Linked DNA regions of Homo sapiens: region 1 is linked to region 2. Evidence: read pairs that join two places in POLR2A ChIA-PET (ENCODE). Cell type or tissue: GM12878. All regions are shown on one strand. Each heading gives the region's core, and the rest is flanking DNA. Links, peaks and the distances in the headings are about the cores only. Region 1 overlaps LINC00907 (long intergenic non-protein coding RNA 907). Region 2 holds the start of LINC00907 (long intergenic non-protein coding RNA 907).

Evidence for each region. Peaks named below come from ENCODE experiments on the same cell type or tissue, not always from the same donor. Only the 100,000 strongest peaks of a DNase experiment are listed, where the experiment ranks them.
Region 1: POLR2A ChIA-PET joins it to region 2 with 8 read pairs; 2 of 35 experiments call an interaction of 5 or more read pairs at or near these places.

The regions. Positions count from the first base shown.
Region 1 is chr18:42,237,597-42,250,522 of GRCh38, forward strand. The region is part of intron 3 of LINC00907 (long intergenic non-protein coding RNA 907); the gene reads left to right. Among named protein-coding and RNA genes, the nearest start is that of LINC00907, 57 kb to the left of the region's middle. In GM12878, for the core only: no CTCF peak of the experiment used is centred there; no DNase peak of the experiment used is centred there.
Region 2 is chr18:42,180,725-42,193,650 of GRCh38, forward strand. LINC00907 (long intergenic non-protein coding RNA 907) reads left to right here and starts at 5,944. Exons shown (of 10, transcript NR_046174.2): 1 at 5,944-6,038. In GM12878, for the core only: no CTCF peak of the experiment used is centred there; a DNase peak (open chromatin) is centred at 7,417.

The sequences.
Region 1 (12,926 bases), core at 2,742-7,741, 54 kb after region 2:
AAATTATTAAGTATAAAAAATTAATTTACTAGTAATTAAAAATACAAAATAAAAAAGAGATAACTAGTTTTTGCCTATCAATTGGCATAGATTTAAATAACAATAAAATATACTGCTGGTGAAGATAAAGAAAGACAAGCAATCCCATACATGGCAGGTGAGAAATTTGGTACAATTATTGGGAAACAATTTGGCAATATGTGTCAAAGCCTTAAACACATTTATACCTTCCAAGACACTAATCATGTTTAAAGAAAGAGTGTTTTTATAGCAGTAAATAAAAACATATATTCAAGGAAATTCATTGCAATGTTCCTTTATTTAAAATAAGGAATATTAGAAAAAAATACCTACATTTGATAACAGATGGTTAAATGTGTTACATACTTAGGATATTATTCTCGCATTAAAATAATATTTTAGCAGTACTATGTAGCAATAGCTACCACGTATTGAGGATTTACTATATATTAGGCACTATGCTAGTAACATTGACTATAAATCTTAATCATTAATACAATAGATTGATTTCTCATTGAATTTTATTTACTTAGTATTTTTATAAATTTATGGGGTACAAGTATAATTTTATTACATGCATAGATTTCATAATGGTGAAGTCAGGACTTTTAGGGTATCCGTCACTCAGTTAATATGCATTGTACCCATTAAGCAATCTTTCATCATTCTCCTCCTCCCACCCCTTCACCCTTCCAAGTCTCCATTGTCTATCCTTCTATACGCTACATCTATGTGTACATATTCTTTAGCTCCCACTTATAAGTGAGAACATGCAGTATTTGTCTTTCTGTGTCTGACTTGTTTCACTTAAGATAATGACACCTAGTTTCATCTAGTTTTCATTTTTTATGGCTGAATAGTATTCCATTGTGCATGTAGATCACATTTTCTTTATCCAATCATCTGTTGGTAGACATTTAGTTTGTTTCCATATCTTTGCTATTGTAAATATTGTTGTGATAAACATACAGGTGCAGGTGTCTTTTTGATATAGAAAGTATTTTCCTTCCTCATTGAATTTTATTATTGTTTTAGAGGAAATGTTCAATGAGAGTTGAGCATTAAGATGTTTCTAAAACTGGCCCTGACCTACCTTGCTAAGCTCCAGATTTTCTTACTTTAGAGATGGGAACCATGAGGCCCAGAAAATTATTTAAAGTCAAAGAACAAGTCAGAGGCAAAGTCAAGAGTGAAACCTCCAGATATTGATGCCATGTCAATGAACTTTTCATTCTGTATGTTCTTCTGGAATAATTACATCTCACATTACAAACATTTATGGAAAATCTATCATGTGCCAGGCACTGGTCTAGGAATTAAGCACACAATAAACGTAAATCCTGTGCTCTCAGTTTACAACCCATGGGGAAGACAGACTCACTAAAATAAATAAAATAAATAAATAAATAAATAACTAAGCTGGCTAGGCGTGGTGGCTCACGCCTGTAATCCCAGCACTTTGGGAGGCCGAGGCAGGTGGATCATGAGGTCAAGAGATTGAGACCATCCTGGCTAGCAGGGTAAAACCCCCATCTCTACTAAAAATACAAAAATTCGCTGGGCGTGGTGGCGCGCACCTGTAGTCCCAGCTACTCGGGAGGCTGAAGCAGGAGAATCGCTTGAACTGGGAAGGAGGAGGTTGCAGTGAGCCGAGACTGCACCACTGCACTCCAGCCTGGTGACACAGTGAGACTCCATCTCAATAAATACAAGCAAGCTAGCGACTGAACCACAAATCAAGTCCTTTTTGGATGAAAACAGGGTATCAAATGACAAAAAACTCTCCAGTGTGACAGATGTGATAACAAATGGACATATTGAGCCCAGTGGTGGCAGAGAGCAGGAGCTTATTGACCTACCATGAGTGGGTTAGCAGAGACACCTCAGACTGATGACTAACATTTGTTCAGAACTTATCAAATCCCATGCACTCTTCCAAATGCGCTATGTAGGTTAACTTAGGTAACCCTCCCAGCAATCCTGTGAGGGTAATACTATGATTAGTATTATTTCCCACTTTGCAGAGGATTAAATCAAGGCAATGAGAGGCTGAGTGACTGGCCCAGCCAGTCAGTCAACAGGAGCCAGAGTTTGAGCTCCAGTCTCTATTGCCCGCTTGCCTCTCTCTACCCAGTATGATGCTTGGATTGGCAATCAAAGGATGTAGAGAAGAAGCTAATTCTAGGAAGAGAGAATGAGGTGTTTGCCGCAGGGTGCTGAATTTATTTAGAAAACTTTAGGAAATTCACTTTTGGGAGGTGGAGGTGATCTTTGCGCGGTGGGGGTGAGGTGTGCTCCGCCATGAGGCATGAGCCTTACCAGGCCTTACTGAGGAGCTTGGCTCTTCTCCATTAGGCAACTGGAAGCCATTGAAAGTTTAAGCAGGGAAGAAACACGATGCAGCTTGCCTCTTTGAACAACTTCGCATTCATCAGTCCACCAAGTGACTGAGATGGGTTCAGCCAGCTTCTAGATCCCTGATCCTGTGACCAGGGTTCGGCCACACTCTTCTTCCAGTAAAAAAGGAATGGCCTCAAATGGAAACCATTGCTACAGGGGGTTAATAAAATCTCCCAGGGCCAAGAAAGCTAAACCACAATTTAAAAACCTTCCTGCATAGCTGGCGGCTGCAGTGCGTGGCTTGTAGGGGTGGGTGATCTGTGTCATCTTCCTTGACAGTATATTGCTTTGCATCCTCCTCATAAACATTTCTGTTTATTTTGTGGGAGGGTAAAGTGCCGACAGAAGTTATCCAGGAGGAAAACAAAGAAACAGCAGGCCTTAAATCTTCATCAAGTTTCAGAAAGCTTCAAACCAACACAAGAAACTCTCAGATTTGGGACTTGGAAAACTGGGGGCTTTACCTGCCTCCTGCCTCCCTCCCATTCCTCGCTCCTGATTGCATGACACCCTTTCCCTTTCTCAAGTCTTATCTCTGAATTCCACCTCCTAACAGACCAATGTTCTCATAGTGCCAAAGCCTCATGCTGCAGTTCCCCAGGGCAAGCTTGCCCTTTCCAGAACTGCCCACCTTTCAAAATTACTTCCTTACATTTCTAGTTACAGCTATTACACTCCTCCTGGGGCTGAGCTCAATCAAATATGTGTTAGAAGCAGAGTAATTTAATTAAATTGCATCCCACTAAGGTATAAATAACGTATAGCCCCAAACCCATCCCTACAATCATCTCAGGTATGTGGAGGTCACATTTCAGGATCCCTTAGCACATGCCTCCTTTCTAGACGCCCTTGCCAGAAGCTGAGGCAGACTTGCTCCTTGTGTACTCTAGCCTCTATCCTGCAGTTTTTGAAACATTTGTATTCACCTACTTAGGACCAGCTGCTGTCCCTTCCCCCAAACTTGGGGTGCCCTGGCCTGTTCCCTACAAATCTGTGAATGTTTGTCTTTGCTGTGTGGATCATATTCAGTCTCAGAGCTTGGAAACAGGAAGGGTAGACAAATGATTAGGAGACAGGGGCCACGTGTGGTGGCTCACGCCTATAATCCCAACACTTTGAGAAGCCGAGGCAAGCAGATCACCTGAGGTCAGGAGTTTGATACCAGCCTGGCCAACATGGTGAAATCCTGTCTCTACTAAAAATACAAAAAAATCAGGCAGATGTGGTGGCAGATGCCTATAATCCCAGCTACTTGGGAAGCTGAGGCAGGAGAATCGCTTGAACCCAGGAGGTGGAGGTTGCCGTGAGCTGAGATTACACCACTGCACTAAAGCCTGGGCAGCAAGAGAGAGACTCTGTCTCAAAAAAAAAAAAAAAAAAAAAAAAGAGAAAAGGAGAGAGAGGTGTCGCTAAGGATGAATTATGTACATCTAAAAGAGAAATGCAGTTTTCTTGAAAAAACAAGTTTATCAGATGTGATTAGAGGAGTTTGCAGTGACAATCGAATGATGTGACAAAATATCCGGCAAGTTTATGGTTGGGTGATGAGTTTGGACTAGGAGATGGGGGACTCTCTAACTCCAACTTTGTTTAAGTTACCTACCATCTTTGGGTCTAAGTGTCATTATCTGTAAAATGAGTAGGTTGGGCCAGAGAGCTTCAGCTCCTTTTAGATCTAATTGTAATTATCAAGTATTGGATATCACATGAAGACTTTGGACCTGTGTGCTGTAACACTGACCTCCTGTTCTGTGGACTACTAATTTCTCTGCTATAGCGCATATGAAAGGCCACACTCACAGAGAGACATGGTAGAAAGGACACTGAACTTGGAACCAAAAGACCTGGGTTCCAGTCTGGGTTGGCCTAGTAATGTAAACAAGTGGTGTTTCAGTTTCTTTGTCTATAAACTAGGGTTAGCTATTCCTCTCCTGTTTTTTTTTTTTTCTCATATTGGAAACCACACAGCTACATGCTTGCTGACTCTTTTTATTGTTTTCAGAAATGTCTCTGAGCTGTGTGTGGTGTCTGACGTGTGTAATTCCAGTGCTTTGGGAGGCCAAGGTCAGAAGATCAAATGAGCTTAGGAGTTTGAGGCCAGCCTGGGCGACATATAGAGACCGTGTCAGAAGGATTGCTTGAGCCCAGGAGTTTGAGGCTGCAGTGAGCTATGATCATGCCACTACACACCAGCTTGGGTGATAGAACAAGACCCTACCTCTAAACATAATAAAAACAAATTAAAAATTGAAAAAAAAATAAAAAATTAAAAAGAAGCCACAGATATGTATTTAAAAAAAACATGGCTTTGGTTCTGAAAGTCATGTGTAAGTAGAATTTGTATTACCTCGTGGCTGCTGAAGGCAGGGAGAGGTGCAGGGGTGAAGATAGAGTTTCCTGACTTGTGTTTAATAGACCTTTGTGCCCCAGTTACATGTAACTGGATTACTCTTTTGTAAGCCACACAATGGAAAATCATCATTTACATTCCTGAAAATGAAGAACACTAATAATTAAATAACATGATAGCATAGAATAATGACATTTCAATTGTATGAGATAAACAATTTAAATGTTTTCTTGCCTTAAATCTCCAAGTGAAATACTGAGGAAAAACAAGAAGACAAAAGATCTCCCAACTCTAAAAGGGAACACTTTCAAAAGCAAGCTCAGGTCCTGGACTATCAACTCTGTCAACAAGAGGAGAATAGAGGTGAGGTTAATGGCATTTTTCTTAATTCCATCTGTTTCAGGCATGGATGATCTTTGATCTTTCTGAGTTTTATCTATCACTGAAAAGATTCTCTTGGACTACATGGGTTTTAGTGTCTTCTCTGATTGGAACACATGATTGACAAGCATATACTCCCCATCATAGCTAAAGGTGCTGGTTACAGGCAAGAATGAAAGGAGTTTCGACCTCAGCCTCCGTCAAGGGCAGGACCCCAAGGGAGGTCATGTTTGCTTTGCATGGTTGGGAATTGCTTACCAGAGCTTCTGCTTCCTTTGTGCTTCACATTACACAGTTGGAACGTCATCTTGATGTTATAAAAGTCACTCAGGTTAGGACTCTCGCTGCCCTCATTCACACTGTGTGCCCTCCCCCGTTTACTCATCTTGGCAGAAAATGATTTGTAATCTCATATTGTCATCTTTTCGTGTGGCTATGCCAAATATGCTGAAAGAAATTATAAGCTCTTTTGGATCTGGAGCTCTATTTTGTACCTCTTTATCCCTTAACTGTTGCATTTCTGAGTCAGAACATATACCTCTCCTGGGTTTAAATTTCTTCTTTCATCTTTGTACCCTCAGTACAGTTCAGTTGGACACAGTAGGCACTTTATAAATTCTTCTAGTGAAACAATATATATTTTTTAATTTAATGAAAGTCCTTTATCAGTAAGATTATGACTCAATGATAATTCAGTCAGCAGCAAATAGGGAACCTCTTTGATTTGAGAAGTGCAAAGAGATTGAGGATATCTTCAGAAGCTATGCCTCCCTAAAGTTAGCCTCCTAGTAAGATAAGACTGTATTTCTACATCTCTTGCAAGAACCCAGGAAGGACAGAGGAGGGAAGAAACCAAAAAGTCAGCTTGGTGGTACTGAAGATATCGGCTTGTGGCCAACCACTCATTTACTGCAGGGAACATTAAACTACAACAATCCCAGATCCCTGCAATTGGTGCTTCTTGGCAGATCCTTAGAAATGATCGAATTCAATTTTCTTATTTTACAAATAAGGACATTGAGGCCAAAGAACTTGGGAGATGACTAATTTAGAAAATATTGTTTTGGGAAGTAATTGTATTAAAAAAATAACTCCACAGCTTAACAAAAGTGGTTTCTATGTTCAAGTTCAGTGTTTGTGTGAAACCCTTGAAATTAAGTTATAACAGCAGAACACAACAATGTATTTCTGTGGCTGAGACCTCTAACTATCCTCCAAAGATTTCTTCTTTCCTTCCATGTCACAGGGTTGTTTCTAGGAAGTGGATGCTCAGCTAGGGACATTTTTTTTCTAGCTGTCTTCGCATTTACTTTGGACCTAGTATCTAGCCTGGACCATGAGATGCAGGTAAAATTCTTATATTTCACCTGCAGAATTCACCTCCAGGAAGTCACACCATCCTCCACAATCTCTTTCCTGCATGGTCTTACTTCATCATAAGTTACCATCATTGATAAACTGGGAGTTAAGACAATTAAGAAATAAAGATCTAACCTCAGCTGAAATTTGCATATCAGATTAAGTACCTGTAGGATAGTATTGCCTTGCCTGTATCCACATAAGCTCAGGGAATCTTTTTTTTCCCATCTGTCAGATTATCAAACTCAAAGTTTGAAATGTTCTTTGCTGGTGAAACTGTGGTGAAATAGGCTCTTTGATATATTGCTGATAAGAGTATGAACAGGTACAGCCCTTGTGGAGAGCAGGAAATATGTATCAAAATTAGTTATGGGGCCGGACATGGTTGCTCACGCCTATAATCCCAGCAGTTTGGGAGGCCAAGGCAGGAGAATTACCTGAGGTCAGGAGTTCGAGACCAGCCTGGCCAACATGGTGAAACCCTGTCTCTACTAAAAATACAAAAATTAGCTGGGCGTCGTGGCAGATGCCTGTAATCATAGCTACTTGAGAGGCTGAGGCAGGAGAATTGCTTGAACCTGGGAGGCAGAGGTTGCAGTGAGCTGAGATCACACCATTGCACTCCAGCCTGGGAGACAAGAGCGAAACTCCATCTTAAGAAAAAAAAAATTATACACTCATTTAACCTTTAACTTAGTAAACCCATATCTGGAATTTATTCTTTACACACACCTGCACATATTTTAAATGGCATGTGGGAAGAGTTATCCATTTTAGCATTATTTGTAATGTTAACCTGTGAGAAACAGTCCAAGTATCCATCATTAGAGGGCTGGTTACATAAACTGTGTGTATTAGTCTGTTTTCACGTTGCTGATAAAGACATACCCCAGACTGGGCAATTTAAAAAAGAAAGAGGTTTCATGGACATACAGTTCCACATGGCTGGGGAAACCTTGCAATCATGGTGGTAGGCAAGGAGGAGCAAGTCATGTCTTACGTGGATGACAGCAGGCAAAGAGAGAACTTGTGCAGGGAAACTCTGCTTTTTAAAACCATCAGATCTCATGAAACCCACTCGCTATCATGAGAACCGTATGGGAGAAACTGCCCCCATGATTCAATTATCTCCAACCAGGTCCCTCTCACAATATGTGGGAATTATGGGAGATACAAGATAACATTTGGGTGGGGACACAGAGCCAAACCGTATCACCATTGCACATCCACACAGTGCAATACGGCACAGCTGGATGAAAGAACAAGGAAGATTACTATTTATGGGTATGGAAAAGTCCCCAGGATATTCTGGGAAGTGTAAAAAGCAAAGTTCAGAACAGTGTATGTAGTATGCTACCATTTGTTTAAAAAAGGAGAAAAGGGATAAGATATATTTTCACATGTACTCTCAACTGCATGAAGAAATTCTGTGTTTGAGGAGAGCTGAAAAAGGAGAAGATAGGCACAGAAGTGAGAGGAGGGTTTCTTAACCTATACCTTATTATATCATTATTTTAATCTGTTAATTAATTGCTTATTAAAATACAATTAAATCAAAAATAAAATGGAAAAAACTACAGAGCCTATCCCCATTGGGTTTTACACAAAATGGCAGAGAAGCAGGAATTACTAGCTAAATCAATGTTAAAAAACTATTTGTTATTAAAGAAAAGACAAACTTCTCTTTGGAATGATTGCTGTAGAATTACAGCTATGCTTCTGTCTGTTCCAGCTGGGTCAGTTTATTGCATTCATTGACTTTTGTTTTCAACTCTAATCATTTACTTGATTGAATGTTGCTTTCCTGCCTTCCTTACATCACTGATGCGTTTCAATAAATAATAAATTTTGCTCCCATAACCTTATTTGTTTAAACTTCTTTCCCTTTGTAGTTCCTAAGAACTATAAAGTCTCCCACCTGTCAGATGCTATGTTTGGAGCTGGAGATACAAAGACAATAAGACATGGCCCTAAGAGATCATAATTACAGGAGAGTGAGAGATAAATATCTTTTTATGGGCGAAATTGTGTTCCCCCAAAATTGATATGTTGAAATCCTAACTCCTAGTAAATCAGAATGTGATTTACTGTATTTGGAGAGAGCATCTTTGAAAAGATAATTAAGGTTAAATGAGGTCATTAGGGTAGGCCCAATCCAATAGGACTGGTGTCTTTATAAGAAGAGACGATTAAGACACAGACATGCGGGGAGGAAAGACCATGTGAAGAAAAAGGGAGAAGACTATCTTTGAAAAAGCTGAGGACAGGTGCCTCAGGATGAAACAAATTCTGCTAACACCTTGATCTTGGATTTCCTGCTTCCAGAACTGTGATGAAATAAATTACTGTTGTTAAAATCACTCAACTTGTGGTACTTAGCAAACTAATAACATCTCTAATGCATTTCAGTTAGAGGTGTGATGAGGGATAAAGAAGCACAGAATGGGGACCACTACTTTAACAGTTCGGACAAGCAGAAAGTTGGCACCTGAACAGAATCTATGAGGCAACTCTGTTGCCATCCTACTTTACAGGCGAGGAAACTGAAGCACAGAACTGTTATGTAAATTGCCCAAGATTACAAGACTAAGAAGTAATAGGGCCTTCATTCGCATTAAGGCAAATTCCTCTGAATTCGTGCTATTATGGCTATACTATGCTGTGCCTGATAAAATAAGATATCAGGAAAAGTGATGAATGGAGGAGGGAGAGCACATAGAGTGTTCATGGAGTTACATGTATGTGGCTTGAATATAAAGCAAAAGGTTAAATGGCAGCAGGTATGTTGGGATGGGTCCTATGGGCCTTATATGTGATACTAATTCTGCATTTTTAAAAATCCCCAATGCATTAAATCTAGAAATCAGTGAAGCCCCATTTTTGCATTTCGAAGTAGAAATTTAAGCCCCTGTGCCCAAACCGTAACTATTCAACTCAGTGAATTTTCACAAACTGACACACCCATGTAACTGGCACCTAGATCAAAAAGCAAAGCATTATAAGCCCCTCCAAAGTTTTCTCCTGTTCCTTTCATTTACCTTCTCCAATTATAACTACTATACTGACTTCCATGTGCATGGATTCGTTCTCCCTCATTTTGATCTTTTATATAAGTGAAATCATCCAGAAGGTACTCTTTTGTATCTGGCTTCCTTTGTTCACTCTTATATTATGAGATTCATCCTGTTGCATATAGTTATAGTGATTTCATTCTCTTTGCTATATAGTATTCCAGGGTGTATTTGCCTCAGTTTACTTATCCATTCTATTGTTGGTTGACATTTAAGTGGTTTCCAGCTTGAGGCTATTTTGAATAATGCTGCTATAATCATTCTTATAAATATAGTGAACATATGCACCTAGGGGTGGAATCGCTGGTTGATAGGATATGCATATGTTCAGCTCTACTAGATACTGCTAAATAACACATATACCTAATTGTGAAATACTGAAAGCTTGCCATGTTGACTTTCTATTTACTGGCGACACATAGGAAACAAAATTTTTTAATGACACAATTATCCATAGCTTCTTAAAGCATCAATTAAGAATTAGTTGATTAAAAGATATGCATTATTTTTGTACTGAAAATTACAAAACATCATTAAGAAGAATCTATAGAAGAATATTCCATATTTCTGGGATAGAGGAGTCAATTCTATAAAGAGATCTATTTCAACTTCCATAAACTTCCATTTCTGTAAACTCATACCATGCAGACTCTACATGAATGAATGCACTTTCTTTTCTTTTGTGGAATGCTTGTGATGACAGCAACCACCAAATAACTTGATAGAATTTTAAAAAATTGACAAGAACAAATTTAGTTCAGTCACCTGAATTCTGTGCAGCGGTGCATTTTGAAAGGACTAGGAAGGTGCCATATTGGAAGCAGGTACGCCATTTCTTGATAAATCCAGTGCTGCTTATTTTTTTCTTCCAGCTTTGTAGCATACAGTTATTTCTATAGTTGAGTATTAGATGAAGTGGTCAGCTTGCACTTAGTGCATATTGTAAAAGCTGTGTCTGTTCTCATTAGGTTTTCACTTAAGGGAACTAGAACCAGACTTAGAAACAGCAGATTGATAGCTCCCACCTCAAGCGCACTCTGAGGCATATGCTCAGTGGAGGAGAATAGCTGGTTGGGTCGCCCACACTATTTAAATTGTTGGTTCTTTTTCTCACCCTTTTTTTTGGTTTGTTTGCCAAACATATGTGGGTAAATTGCAGACGTTAAATGCCTGTGTGCTGAGATTGCCTTATATCTGATTACATATTCTTTCTTCAACCCTTCCTACTTTATTATGATTGCTAGCACCTCAACATTCCCTGACTACAGGGGTTTATGATTCATTTTGGTTTACAATTTGCACGGGTAAGTGTCCCATTTTTGGATAACAATATAGTTATTTCTTTAAAATTGAAGAAAATAAGATGCTGGTAAAAAAAGGAAATAACTCACTATTTCTTTTCATGAAAATAACAGGTTGTTTCCTTGTTAAACACTTTTAGTAATTTGTCAAAAAAATTACAGTATTTTCCATCCTCATCTAACAGGTTTTTACATGCTACAGTTACAAAGGCTGAGATTCACCAACAGAAGCCCATGAAGTTGTTGGCATATCCTTAAGTGTGTTTCTCATTTTAGTGCTGGGATATTTGAAACAGGCCATCACATTTTCCATAAATCTCATCTTTTCTAATTCACGTCCACTAATTCTAATTCTATCTGAAACAATGAGGCTTCTAGGTTGCCTTGCATGTCTGAGCAGGACAAAAAAATTAAAGAGGAAACAGTTAATGGGGCTGAAAAAAACTGAAGGAAGTAAGAAAAGTAAAATCTTGTGTTGGAGAAAGAAGAAGTGAGTGAGAAAAAGATTAGATGCAGCTACCTTTGATAGCTTAAGACACAGAGGAATTATAGAACTTAATTACTGTATGAGAACTTCACCATCATTTACAATAGATAAATAGTTTGACTATTAACAATTAAAACCAAGTAAGCTTTGTAAGTTCCAAGTTTTTGAAATTTCTTGGTGCAGATGCACACAGTTTCTCCCCATGCTTTTGTTTGGTATTTTGTTAATGTTGTAGAGCAACGAAAGGACTTAATTCAAAGTACTGAAAATGTAATATCTTGCAATTTACTGTTGCTCAAATTAGGGATGATTCATTGATTTGGAGAAGCATCTTTGTGAACTTTCTCTACTTAATGCCAAACAATCCGTCGATTATTTAATTCCGAGGAACATGATTCACCAGAGTGGTTACATGTGTATTTTTGGAGGCTGGAAAAATGTGTTTTGTTTTTTATTTTAAATATTTATTTTAAGTTCAGGGGTACATGTGCAGGTTTCTTATATAGGTAAACTTGTGTCATGGAGGTTTGTTGCACAGATTATTTCGTCACCCAAGTGTTAAGCCTAGTATCCATTAATTATGTTTCCTGATCCTCTCCCTCCTCCCACCCTCCAACCTTGAATGGGCCCCAGTATGTGTTATTCCCCTCTATGTGTCCATGTGTTCTCATCATTTAGCTCCCAATTATAAGTGAGAACATGTGGTATTTGGTTTTCTGTTCCTGCACTAGTTTGCTAAGGATAATGGCCTCCAGCTCTGTCCATGTTCCTGCAAAGGACATAATCTCATCCTTTTTTTTTCCTTTTTTTTTTTTTAAGACAGAGCCTTGCATTGTCACTTGGGCTGGAGTGCAGTGTAACAATCTCAGCTTGCTGCAACCTCTGCCTCCTGGGTTCAAGTGATTCTCTTGTCTCAGCCTCCTAAGTAGCTGGGACTATAGGCATGTGTCACTACACCTGGCTATTTCTTTGTATTTTTGGTAGACACAGAGTTTCACCATATTCGCCAGGCTGGTCTGGAACTCCTGACCTCAAGTGATCTGCCCACCTTGGCCTCCCAAAGCACTGGAATTACAGGCGTGTGCCACCACACCCAGCCTCTTTTTTATGGCTGTTTATATTCCATGGTGTATATATATATCACATTTTCTTTATTCAATCTACCATTGATGGGCATTTAGGTTGATTTCATCACTTTTCTATTGTGAATAGTGCTGCAATGAACATAGGTGTGCATGTGTCTTTATGATAAAACAGTTTATATTCCTTTGGATGCAGATCCATTAATGGGACTGCTGGGTCAAATGGTAGCTCTGTTTTTAGGTCTTTGAGGAGCACAATGGTTGAACTAACTTATACTCTTACTAACAGAGCATAACTGTTCCTTTTTCTCTGCAACCTTACCAGCAGCTGTCATTTTTTACTTTTTAATAGTAGCCATTGTAACTGGTGTGAGATGGTATCTCATTGTGGTTTTGATTTGCATTTCTCTAATGATCACTGATGTTGAGCTTTTGTTTATATGCTTTTTGGCCACATACATGTGTTCTTTTGAA
Region 2 (12,926 bases), core at 5,149-10,148:
TCTTAGAAGATATGAAACATGTTGGTCCCACCTCTAGCCAAGTAAAAACAGGTATGTGAATAAAATGACTATCAAAACAGGTTCTTTTCAAAGCGTTGGAAATATTGGATTTCTCTTGGCTGTGAATGTAGTGGGAGTCTTGATGTCTTCGTCATATTGGGGAGCTTTTTATTCAGCATACTAAAAACATGTATCTAGCAATTTCTAGAGGGTGCCAGGACTTTTCTTGGGGTTAGAGTAATGAAGATGATTATACAATGGCCTCTATCCAGTTGACGCAACTGATTAGATTAGCTAAATGTTACAGGGCACGGTGGTATAAAAAAATTCCTGGAAGACGGAAGATTTTATTCACCACATAAGCAGTCATGGGGTAGGTGTTCCACAACTAGTTGGATGTGTCAAGGCACAGCATCCTACAAAAACATAGTCTGTTTTGAAAAATTCAGTCTGCCTGAAGGTGGGTGGCTGGAGAAAAACTTGAGAAGTTAGGAGGGACCACATCACCCAATACCTGGTTAACCAACTAGGAGAGATTTAATGACTACCTGTATAGCCAGCAGGAACATTTAATGTGGGGTACAAGATCACCTTTGTTCTTTAGGAAGTTTGTAGTCATTCATAAATCCAAAGGAAAAAGCAAAAATTCAGGCCATGTTATGCCTCACATGTAAAATAGCCTGCTATCCAGCCCTGGGCATTGCATTATTCCAGTAAGGGCTAATGTTGTATATTCTTCTCAACTATTTCAATAAAAAATGTGGAGGATACATTCCAGTTGAAAGATCACTTATTTGAATTTTACCTTTTAGTGCCAAGATTGCAGGGAAAAATATCATTTGTGAGCCTCTCGGAAGGTTGGCTGATCTGCAGATAGGATAAAATATCCTGCATGTACTCTCCATTTGATTTGTAATTTACATAGCATCTCTTTGTTCATCAAGGAACACCCTGCATGACTTCCTGACACTGACCTGGATTTTACTTATGGCTGCCCTAAATTGTGTTATCATGGTGTACCGGTTGTTCAGTATTCAGCCTTGCTCCTCTGTAACTTAATATTATGATTTATTTCTGACTTGGCTTTTCTTTATCGAATGCTGACTTTTTCTAAGAGGTTCATGTGGAAATGTGCTACATGAAAAAAAAAAAAGGAGCACAGTTTGGCCTCAGGGCAAAAACATGAATACTGACCCAGGGACATGAATACAGGGCAGAAGAGAGAGTGGCACAGGCAACAAAATTAACTCATTTCTTTGCCTTTTGTGTGTTCCTAAGTGTGTGGAGTGACTCAAATTTTAGCACAGAAAGTAAAGTTAGAAAGCAACTGCTATTTGCCAACAACCCATTCTTTAATTCTCAAAGATCAAAAATTTGCTTGAAAACTGACATTTTCATTTTCTCCTGGCCCAGTGAACAAAGTTTTAAGGTTATGTGGTCGCTCTGATACCACCTAAGAAGCAAATATTTCTTGCAGTCTACTTCTAGATGTGAATGAACTGAAAGTAAATGACTCAGAGATGGAGTAAATGTCCCTTGAAATACACCCAAACTTAATAATTAGGAGAAGAGTGCTTGAATAAACACATTTAGAGTGTTATTGAGCATATACAAGCTTAGATGGTCCATATTTCTAAAAGACAGTGAGTCTATAGCACATTCTTCGGAGATGAGAAAATTATGCCATAAATAAAATTTGTAGTGGAGGCATTTGTTTTATCATTCAGTTAAGTAGCAGGAATTCTTTCATACCTAGAGGGACTTAGGTAAAACTAATAAACAGACATACTTAACAACAAGAACAACAACAACAAAAATAAAGCATTACCATTCAAGAGTGTGAAATCACTTCTCTGAGAGCCTTTTTGGATTGAATATTCTTTTTGGGCTGGTAATGTCAAACTAAAACTTTACCTAAACACAGATAACTAGGTGGCTCTTAGCATACCTTTCAGGGCTTATGGTCTCCAATTATTCCACTCACATCCCCCTATACATTTCCAAATCACCTCTTTCAGTGTCTCCAGTGTTTAAACATGAACTGGATAGAGTGTTGCATGGTAGTATTAAATAAAATTTAGCTTAAAGCTGTTTCCTTACATATTATAAGTTCTGTCTAAAGGTTTCTACGTGCATAGTATACATGTCATTGAAAGTGTAAATGGACTATAACCTACTCTGATACCAATCACTGAGTTGTGGCCAATCAAAGGTGGCCAACTGCTCAAACCACATTCAAATATGGCAAATGCTGAGCTGTAACCAATCCCGTTGTTTCTGTACCTCATTTCTGTTTTCTCTCTGTCACTTTTCTTTTTCTTTCCATAAATCTTCTTCAACCACCTGGCAGTGCCAGAGTTTCTCTGAACCCATTCTGGCTTGGGGGATGCCTGATTCATGAATCATTCTTTGCTCAATTAAACTCTGTTTAATTTAATTTGTCTAAGGTTTTTCTTTTAACAGTAGAGATAGGAGTACAACACACTTTGAGGTGTACAGGAGTGAGTTCAAATCCTAGCTCTGTTATTGGCTTGATTTCTCATCTTGAGCAAGGTACTTAGTTTCTCTGAGCCTTAGTTTCTGCACTTGTAAATGTGGAGAAGTGAAACACCAGACTTGAGAGGATGCTCTGCTATCTGAACGAGGTAATGGGAAAATGCTCGGCCAGTGTTGTAACTCAATCTTCTTATCCAACAGTGAGCCCCTTGGGCACCCAGACCCAGACTCGCCCTTCTAGTCTCACGTCTTGCACTCTCTGGCACATCTCATGTAGGCTCTGTTGCCTGTCATGTTTTCCAGTCCACAAATACCCTTGGCATGCTCTCATGTCTGTACTTGGTCCACATTATTCTAACGTGAATACATGAAACTTCTAATGACAGTGCAATCTTTCTAGACAATCTCTGAAGGAGAAATGTTACTAGTCTGTGGTGAATATAAAAATAGGCTCATAGGGAAAAAAAACTGTGATTGAAGGTATAATTCTGCATTTTCTTGGGATATACATAAATAGCAAGTAGTCATTTTTTACTTAAAAAAAAAAAAAGAAATCTACAGAAAGAAAATTTAGCTGTCTTTCTGTTGCTAACCTTCCAGGAGGCCTTGGTTCTCCTTTAAGGTTGAAGTTCGTTTGTGACAGGTTAGTGCTGCTCATTTTTGTGGCTTTCCAGAAGCCACCGTGGAAAAGGCAGAAGTCTTCCCCTCCCATTATGCTGAGTCAGACATGGCATCTACATGACTCATCACCAAGTGGTTCTCCAGAATTCACTTTGCTTGCTTTTCCCCAATCCAGATAATCCTCGGGACTGGTAGCCACCCAACTCACTCCTGCACACTGTTCTTCCTCTTTGGAGGCACCCACCATGCCTGTCTGATGCTGCCCCTCAAGGTCACATCGGAGTCTCCTGTACCTACCTTGTCTGTGGCTACCCAACTCTATACAATTTCTGAAGCTTTCATAACACCCAGATGGTCTATAATGTAATATGTGTTTAGATAATCCTCAGGCCAAAACATCTTTCCAAAATTTAACTGTAAATCTGTCACTTCCATGGGTTATGTTAGTCTTTTCCATGTTCAAATGGCTATCTGAGCTCCTGGGGAGGGGAAGTCACTCCCGGAGTTCTCTTTCCATCATTCATAGTGTGAATCTCACCTTGGGCTGGGAGGAATTTGTGATGGGCATACAAGTGAGAAAAAGGGTGCAAAGGGGTGAGATGGTATGTTAGTCAGGGTTCTCTAGAGGGACAGAATTAATAGGATAGATGTATATACAAAGGGGAATGTATTAAGGAGTATTAACTCACGAGATCACAAGGTAAGGTTGCATAATAGGCCATCTGCAACCTGAGGAGCAAGGAAGCCAGTCCAAGTCCCAAAGCTGAAGGACCTTGAGTCCAATGTTTGAGGGCAGGAAGCATCCAGCATATGGGAGAAAGATGTAGGCTTGGAGGCTAAGCCAGTCTAATCTTTTTTTTTTTTTTTGAGATGGAGTTGCCCTCTGTCACCCAGGCTGGAGTGCAGTGGCGTGATCTCAGCTCACTGCAACCTCCGCCTCCGCCTCGCAGTACCTGAGATTACAGGTGCATGCCAACACGGCTAATTCTTGTATTTTTAGTAGATACAGGGTTTCACCATGTTGGCCAGTTGGTCTGGAACGAACTCCTGACCTCAAGTGATCCGCCCACCTCAGCCTCCGAAAGTTCTGCGATTACAGGTGTGAGCCACTGTGCCTGGCCAAGCCTAATCTTTCCACGTTCTTCTGCTTGCTTTTATTCTAGTTACACTGTCAGCTGGTTAGATGGTGCCCTCCCAGATTGAAGGTAGATCTGCGTTTCCCAGTCCACTGACTCAAATGTTAATCTCCTTTGGCAACGCCTTCACAGACACACCCAGAATCAATACATTGCACCCTTCAATCCAATCAAGTTGACATCCAGTAGTAACCATCACAGATGGCTAATACGGGAGATATTCATGAAGGGTCTGGGAAGGGGATTTGGAAGAGATATGGACACAAAGGAAGGAGGAAAGAAAAGGGGAAGTGAGACGGGAACCAAACCAAACACCCTGTATTGCACAATTGAGCCTGGAGTTGGCCTGCTCGCCACAGAGCAGTCACAGGTTTTCAGGATGCTTTAGTGATAGCAGCCATCAGTACCTCTCATTAGGAGCAAAAGCCCTGATTGGTAATAGTATATTCTACTTATTTAGAGAATAAAAGTTCCCTGTTAGAACCAGCCTTCTCAGAATGGCATTCAGCTTTTCAGAAAAGCACAGCACCAGCATATTTCTTATCTGCCTTGAAGGTTATAATAAATCCCTTCTTCTGTTAATTCATAAATCCTTCAGCCACATGCCATTTTGGGGCCATATGCTTTCTTTCCTCCCTCTAACCCTTGGAAAGATCTTTCATATCCAATCTCTGTAGATAATCTGAATGTGAAATCAGGTATGGTTATCTAATCCCTCTAATCAGAAGGTCAGCAGTTACCTGCAGCTTTTCCATCTGTCCTCCAGCTGAATGCTGCCATTTAGTAAATCAAAAATTGGTTACAAATTAGCAAAGCTGACTGGCTCAATGAAATCTAGCCTGGAGTCTTTGCTGGAAGGGGGGAAGTTTAAATATGGTTTGAAGGGAGATTTGAGGTGAACTCTATTTATCAAAGCCGTGGAGTAGCAGCATAAAAGATGAGAGATGTTCTCCTGGGTAAAAATGTCAAATCACATGGGAAATGGGAATATTTCACATGGTGATTACTGAATTTTACAATTGTTCGCAAATTGATTCAGCCCAGAAATCAACTGGGAAGTCTCCCACAGGTGTCTAGCACTCTGCAGGTATTAGCGTGATACAGGGTAAGTCTCAAAGTACAAAAAAAAACACACATGTGAAACAATTTGCAAACAATGAAGTGCTAACCTGTGTGGTGTGAATTACAGATGCATTAGGACACCAGAAAAGGAAGAAAAGACAGTGGCAGCTGAAGACATTTCAGGAATGCTTCACTGAGAACCTAAGTCTTGTTCTGGGCCATAAAGAAAAGGGGAGGGTGTGGTTTCTATACCAGAGATAAGAAAGGAGAAAATTGGACGTGGAGGAAAGATATGAGTACCAATCCGAGCGAACAAGGAAGAGTGAGTAAATCTGTCCAGCTGGAGTTGGAGGTACATTCTGGAAAATGGTGAGAGAGGCTGTGTAGGGTAGGGGGACACGGAAAGATGGGCCAAGACATTTGGAGCTGATATTTGATATGGTTTGGCTGTGCCCCCACCCAAATCTCATCTTAAATTGTAATCCCCATAATCCCCACGTGTCGAGGGAGGGACCCGGTGGGAAGTGATTGGATCATGGGGGCAGTTTTCCCCATGGAATTCTCGTGATAGTGAGTGAGTTCTCACGAGATCTCATGGTTTTACAAGCGTCTGGTATTTCACCTGATTGCACTTCTCTCTTCTGCCTCCTAGTGAAAAAGGTGCCTGCTTCTCCTTCTGCCATGATTATAAGTTTCCTGAGGCTTCCCCAGCCATGCGTAACTGTAAGTCAATTAAACCTCCTTTGTTTATAAATTACCCAGTCTCAGATAGTATCCTTATCGCAGTGTGAGAATGGACTAATACAATATTTAAATCAAAGGGACTCACTGATGTTTCTCAAAAATAATATAAGAGGAAAATATAGGTGGTGGTTTAGTGTCCATCTACCTGGCCCCTAGGGTTGAGCCTGGGAAGCCAGGCCAGGAAGGGTTAGCATAACCATCTAGGCATGATTTAATGGGACTGACCTGTGATAGTGAGGTGGAGAGAATAGGCAATGTGACAGTGAAAAATATAAATGAAAACCAACAGGACTCCATCACAACAGAAAGAGGACTTTCCAACCTGCAGGGGAGAAAAAGGTTGTGCCTCTGGCCATCAGGAGCATTAATTGTAATGTCTCCATTTCAGCCAAACTGCTGTGCACACACATGAAGCCTGGGCCCCCTTTAACAGCAAGGGGTCTGTTGTTCCCCTCCTTGTGCAGGTGGGTTCAGCTAGTCAAATCGAGGTCTTGATGTAGCCTGGGGCTGCCACTCTCTGTGGAGCCGGATGGGCCTGACGGGTAGACAGGTGCTGGTGGTGATATAGGAGCCTCGGTGGTCTGAGATTTAACAGTCCTGGCTTTCTGTGTTTCAGACTTTGGGGCTCCCTGGCCACTTGCACTAGGTTTAAGGCACAAATTTGAATTGTATGTGCTGAGAGCCAGGTGTAAAAGTTCTGGCAGTGATGAGCTTGAGTGTGGACCTAGCTGACCACCTAGCATTTGCATCTCAGAATAGCTGAGGGTTTCCTTTCTTATCATTTTACTGTACATAGTAACTCTTATTGAAGGTCTGAAGGGGCACTGAATTTTTTTCTTTTAGAATTTTCTGTATTTTATGTCAGAAACGATATGCTAAACTATGATTTGTAAATCTAGGTAATAATAAACATCTCTGAACATATTCATGAATATGAAAGAAGCAGTAGAATCATGTTGGGGCCTGAGCCTGTTCAGTCTAGGTGTTGCCAAGATGTGTGGGAGGGGAGATGTGGGAAGAGGCAGGGCAGATGGCAGTCAGGGATGCAAGGTCAGGAATTCTACTAAGCTGGAGAGTGGGCAGGCAGCTTAGGAGAATGGTAAATCAAGAGGAAGAGAGTTTCTTTGCCTGCAGCTGTAGGTCTAGAGCTACCTTTTATGGCAGCGTTCACTCATATAGGTAAGATAAGTGAGGGGCCAGCAACGGCTCCTTTGGAGCCAAGATTGGGCCCCTGCCATTGATGAGTTTTCTGAGCTAGTGACAGAGGCAGTTCTTCTTTCTCAATGTGGCCTGGGGTTTTTGAGGCTGTCAGAGAGAAACTGAATTCTTAAATCCCCAGGGCCATCACTGTCTTATTTGGTCCCTGCAGCTGGGGCTGAAGGCTCTGAAATGGGGCATGTAACTAGGGCTCCTATTCCCCTTAGCAGTCATTTTCACACTTGCAAAAAATGATGTATTTTCTCAGGCGGGTATGTGGCTGCCAGTAGCAGCCTTCAGCTAAATGAAAGCATTTTCTTGGTCTCTGGGGAACCAGATGCTGACAGATGGACTTCCAGGATTTAAAATTTCCTAGGTTTGTTATTTGAACCTAACAAAAGAGAAAAATCCATCCTGGATACAATTAGAGCATTTTTTTCTTTGTCTTACCCTCCCACCCCCAGTGAAATAGAGAAACATGAAGGACATACTTTTTAGTGCTGTTATTGGTCATTTTAAGCTCAGTGTGGGTGAAATGATATCTGATAACAAATAAGAAGTTTGTGTGTGTCCTTTCAGCTCTCCGAAAAGGTTATAATGTCATGAGTATACTCTGTGCAAGAAGGAAATTCTCAGTATATTCAAATAAAGGACAATTTTACTGTGATACATCATGCAGTTAGGCTTCTGTGCAGGCTAGAAGCTCCCAGAGGAAAGCAGTTTCCGAGCAACTACCACTGACTGGGAAGGGCACTTTGACCCTGAGGGGTATAGCAGAAGAGTGTACACATTTTCATTATACAGCTTCATAAACAGGGTGTCTTTCCTATAGGTATGTGGTAATCAGTTGTGAGCTGTGTCCTCCCAATCTTGTTACTAATAAAAACTGGTATACTTTTAAAATTAACTTTGTTGACTTATATTTGCCTACAGTAAAATTTACTAATTTTATAAGTGCAATTCGATGAGTTTTGACAAATGTGTACAGTCTTGTAATCTCTACCATAACCAAGATTTAGACTATTTCCATCACCCTAAAATGTTCCCCTTTGCCATTTTATAATCAATCTCCTCCATTCCCTCTACTCTGTGGCAACCACTGTTCTGATTTCTATCACCATAGTTTTGTCTTTGTTTCCCCTTTACTGTGTTTCTGAACTTACCTTCTAGGTAATTACCACACTGTTTCTATAACTATACTGATATTACTTATCCCGTTTTTGCCAAGTCTTTGACTTTAGAACCACTAAGTCTCTTTAAAGTAACTTGTAGGTTTCCACTTTGATCCATAACATGTGATCCATACATGATTGTAGTTTAATTCTCATTTCCTCCCCACTCCCCAGTTTCTTAGTTGAGGGTACCTCATTGTCACCTTTATTTATACTTCAAAAGTTGTGAAAGGAGATCATACATATGCTGGGAGGCAGGGTGGGGTCAAGAGGAGGGGAAAACTAGCAAGAGGCTGAGTGGAGAAGTAAGTGTGGCCTCACAAGAGGGGCGAGCATCACTGATGGAGCAGATCCTGGAGGAAGGAAGATGGAATATGCTATTGGCCTGTTGACAATTGGTGGGTGGGTAAGGGATGTGATAAAGACACATCTTCCTAGACAGCAACTCAGGATAGATAGATATTGTCAACAGGTTAACCTGGAGGTGAAGAAAATGCCAGCAAGTCATGTGATGACAATGACTAGAATGGATAGTCAGGGATGCTAAGGAGTGTGCTGGAGGTTTACAGATACTGGAGTAGATGTAGCACAGCAATGGCTTAGTTTAAAGAAATAAATTGCTAAGGGGTATAGCAGATCAGTCAGAGTTGTGGGAGAAGCTATAGGGAAAGGAACAGGCCTTCTGAAAGGTTGGAAGGCTCTGCATAGCTTTAGAGGAGAATAAGCTGAAGGCAGCTGTTCTCTGACCTTGATGCAGAGGGTGAAGAAATAGGTACAAGGGTGTGTAGGGGAATTTATCTTAAATAGGCTTGTTTACTTATGTTGTCTGGAAACTGACGTTTGATCATCTGCATGCGTGACTGCTCCCTGAAAGGGGGAACAATAATGTTAATTACCTGCAGATTGTGTTTGCTCCAGGCTTTAGACATTATGTCTGTACTGAATAAAAGCAAGCAGCTCCAGCTGTTCAGGACGACTCACTCTTCTGCCACTAGTGCTGGGCAGTCCCCTAGCTGCTCTTACACTGCATACCTGTGTCTGAGTACTCCTTTCATCCCTCACTTGGCCAGGGTCTATGGGACAGACCTGGCAAAGGGGCATTCAGGGGACAGTTGCTCCTTTAGGTACCACTTGGGTACCATTTTCTGTGGGTGCTTCTTTGGTCAGGTGGATCCTTAGTCCTGCTCAAATAAATTTTTTATTAAAATTTTTTCACACCTAAGGAAAAGTTTCCAGAATATTACATTGTACTCCCATATTCCTTCACTTAAATGCAATCCGTTGTTAACATCTTGCCACATTTGCTTTATCTCTTTCTCTTTTACATAAAACATCCACAATATTTATTCTCATAACTATTATAATCTTGATGATTATTATATTATTATCATCTTGCTCTACCATTTGAGAGTAATTTGCAGAGGTCACGACTCTTCATCCCTTCAGCATACAGCTCATAAGAACACAAACCTTTTCTTTTTTTTTTTTGCTTACATAACCACACAGTAAAATTCATCAAATTAAAAAAATTAACATTGATACAATGGTACTACCTAACACATAGTTCATATTCAATTTTGTCCAATTAAAGGGGCTTGCATTTTAAATGATTTTCTTAGAGACCAAAATAGATTAATGACTCAAGAAATGATGCTTTTGTGGCCAAGAAACAGGAAAAAATGCTCACATCACCAATCATCAGAAAAATGCAAATCAAAACTAAAGTGAAATATCATCTCACACTAGTGAGAATGCTATCATTAAAAAGTCAAAAAACAAGGCTGTGCTCAGTGGCTCACGCCTGTAATCCCAGCACTTCGGGAGGCCGAGGTGGGTGGATCACTTGAGGCCAGGAGTTCTAAACCAGCTTGGCCAACATGGCAAAACCTCATCTTTACAAAAAAATATACAAATTACCTGGGTGTGGTGATGCATGCCTGTAATCCTAGGTACTTGGGAGGCTGAGGAGGGAGAATCACTTGAACATTTGAACCTGGCAGAGGTTTCAGTGAGCCAAGATCACACCACTGCACTCCAGCCCAGGCAACAGAGCAAGACTCTGTCTCAAAATAAATAAATAAATACAAATAAATAAAATGGAAAGTCAAAAAACAGCAGATGTTGGCGAGGCTGTGGAGAAATGGGAATGCTTATACACTGTTGGTGGGAATGCAAACTAGTTCAGTCACCATGGAAAGAGTTTAGAGATTTCTCAAAGAACTTAAAATAAAACTATCATTCCAGCCAGCAATCCCAGTACTGGGTACATACCCAAAGGAAAATAATTTATTCTATCAAAAAGACACGTGCATTCGTATGTTCATTGCAGCATTATCCACAATAGGGAAGACATGGAATCAACCTAGGTGCCTACCAACAAGGGATTGGATAAAGAAAATGTGGAACATATTCACCATGGAATACTGTGTAGATTTAAAGAAGAAAATCGTAATATGCAGCAACATGGATAGAGCTGGAGGTCATTATACGAAGTAAACTAACACAGGAACAGAAAACCAAATACCACGTGTTCTCACTTATAAGCAGTAGCTAAACACTGGATACACATGAACATAAAGATGGGAACATTAGACACTGGGGACCACTAGAAGTCAAGGGAAGAGAGAGAGGCATGGGCTAAAGAACTATCTGTTGGGTACTGTGCTTACTGCCTGGGTGACTGGATTACGGGGACTCCAAGCCTTAGCATCACACAATTTAACCCCATGTAACCTGTGTGTGTGCCCGTTAATCAATAATAAAAGTTGAAATTAACTTAAAAAAAGAATAAAAACACAAAACAAATCAATGTATTTGTAACTATTTGTAATAAACAGTTCATTGCTCTATTAAAAATAATGCTTTGGGGAGCACTAATTGATGGGGGTTGCTATTTGAGAGCAGAGGGGTAGCTATTGACCACATTTGAACTAGTCTTGTAGAAAGTGTGCAAAATGTGTTTAGGTGACCTGAAGTATTTGTATATTGGTTAAAAAATCATTTGCCTATTTTTCATTTTTTATTTTCAGCTTTAGGGACCCTGCTGGTACTGAGTGAACAAGCCCAGGCCATTAGCTATTTGGAGCACTTCATCTCAGCACCATTTCTCTGGCGACTTGTAACAGGCAGGGCTATACAAAAGAAAATCCTTTTTACTACCCCAATTCATATCAATCAAAGACCAAGGAAAGGCTCCTAATATCTTTTTAAAATGTTTTCATTTATCTTGGAGTTTACTTGTCATAAAAACCGCATGTTTAAAGTGTCCATTGGGTGTAAATGGTCCCATAAACTCTTGTAACTGAGTGACACGTGATAATGAAAGTAGCTTCACAAAGAACAACAAAATAGATCTCTTTTTTATTGTAATCATCAAATAGTGTGCCCCAAGGTATTGATTGAATTATACATAAAGCTGATATGGAGCTATAAAAAGGATGATAGCATGCTGCTTCAAAACAAACCACAAACAGATTAGCCTTTGAGAAATAACCTTAATTCCAACAACATTCACAACCTTTGCTGGATGAATCACAAAACAAAAATATTTCTGGAAGAAGATATTTCCTGTATATATGTAAACTAAAAGTGCACTCTGAGAAATTTTATCAGCCAAAAGGTAGAATTGTGTATTCAAACAAGGAAGAGACATATTTACTTATGAGGCAAGACTAAATACACAGGAGAATATCTGGTATCTAATAGTCCAGGTGAAATCCAGAGTTTCACTTTTTGTGGTTTCTGAAGTCAACCACAATCTAAAAACATATGGAAAATTCCAGAAATAAACAATACATACGTTTTAAATTGGGCGCCATTCTGAATAGCATGATGAAATTTCCCATTCTGCCCAGCACATGAATCATCCCTTTGTCCAGCATGCAGGCTGTAGACACTCACTGCCCATTAATCACTTAGGAACTGTCTGGGTTATCAGATCAGCTGTCATGGTACTGCAGTTTCTGTGTTCAAGTAACCTTTATTTGACCTAATGATAGCCCCAAGCCACAGTAGTAGTGATGCTGTAATATTATTATAATTATTAGTTATTGTTGTTAATCTCTTATTGTGTGTAATTTATAAATTACATTTTATTATAGGTGTGTAAGTATAGTAAAAAAGTAGTATATACAGGATTCATTACAAGCTGTAGTTTCAGGCATCCACTTGGGGTCTTGGAATGTATCCCTCTTGGATAAGAGGGAACTACTGTATCTTGATAAGATGCTGTAATGAAGTTGTTAGTATTCAGAGAAGCTCAAGTTCTGGAAAAATCTAGGGAAGACTTTGTGGAGAAAGGTGGTTTGACCTGGGTATCTGCTTTTATATATTTTCTACCTGAAATGTTAAACTGTTTTAAAGAAATAAATTATTTATTTTCTTTGAATTTTCCAGTTTAAATTGATTGAATGGTGGACTGGGCAAGATATTGGAATTTGGAATTCTGTTTTTTGTGTTTTTTTTTGTTTTTGTATTTTTTTTTTACTGGTTCATTTCC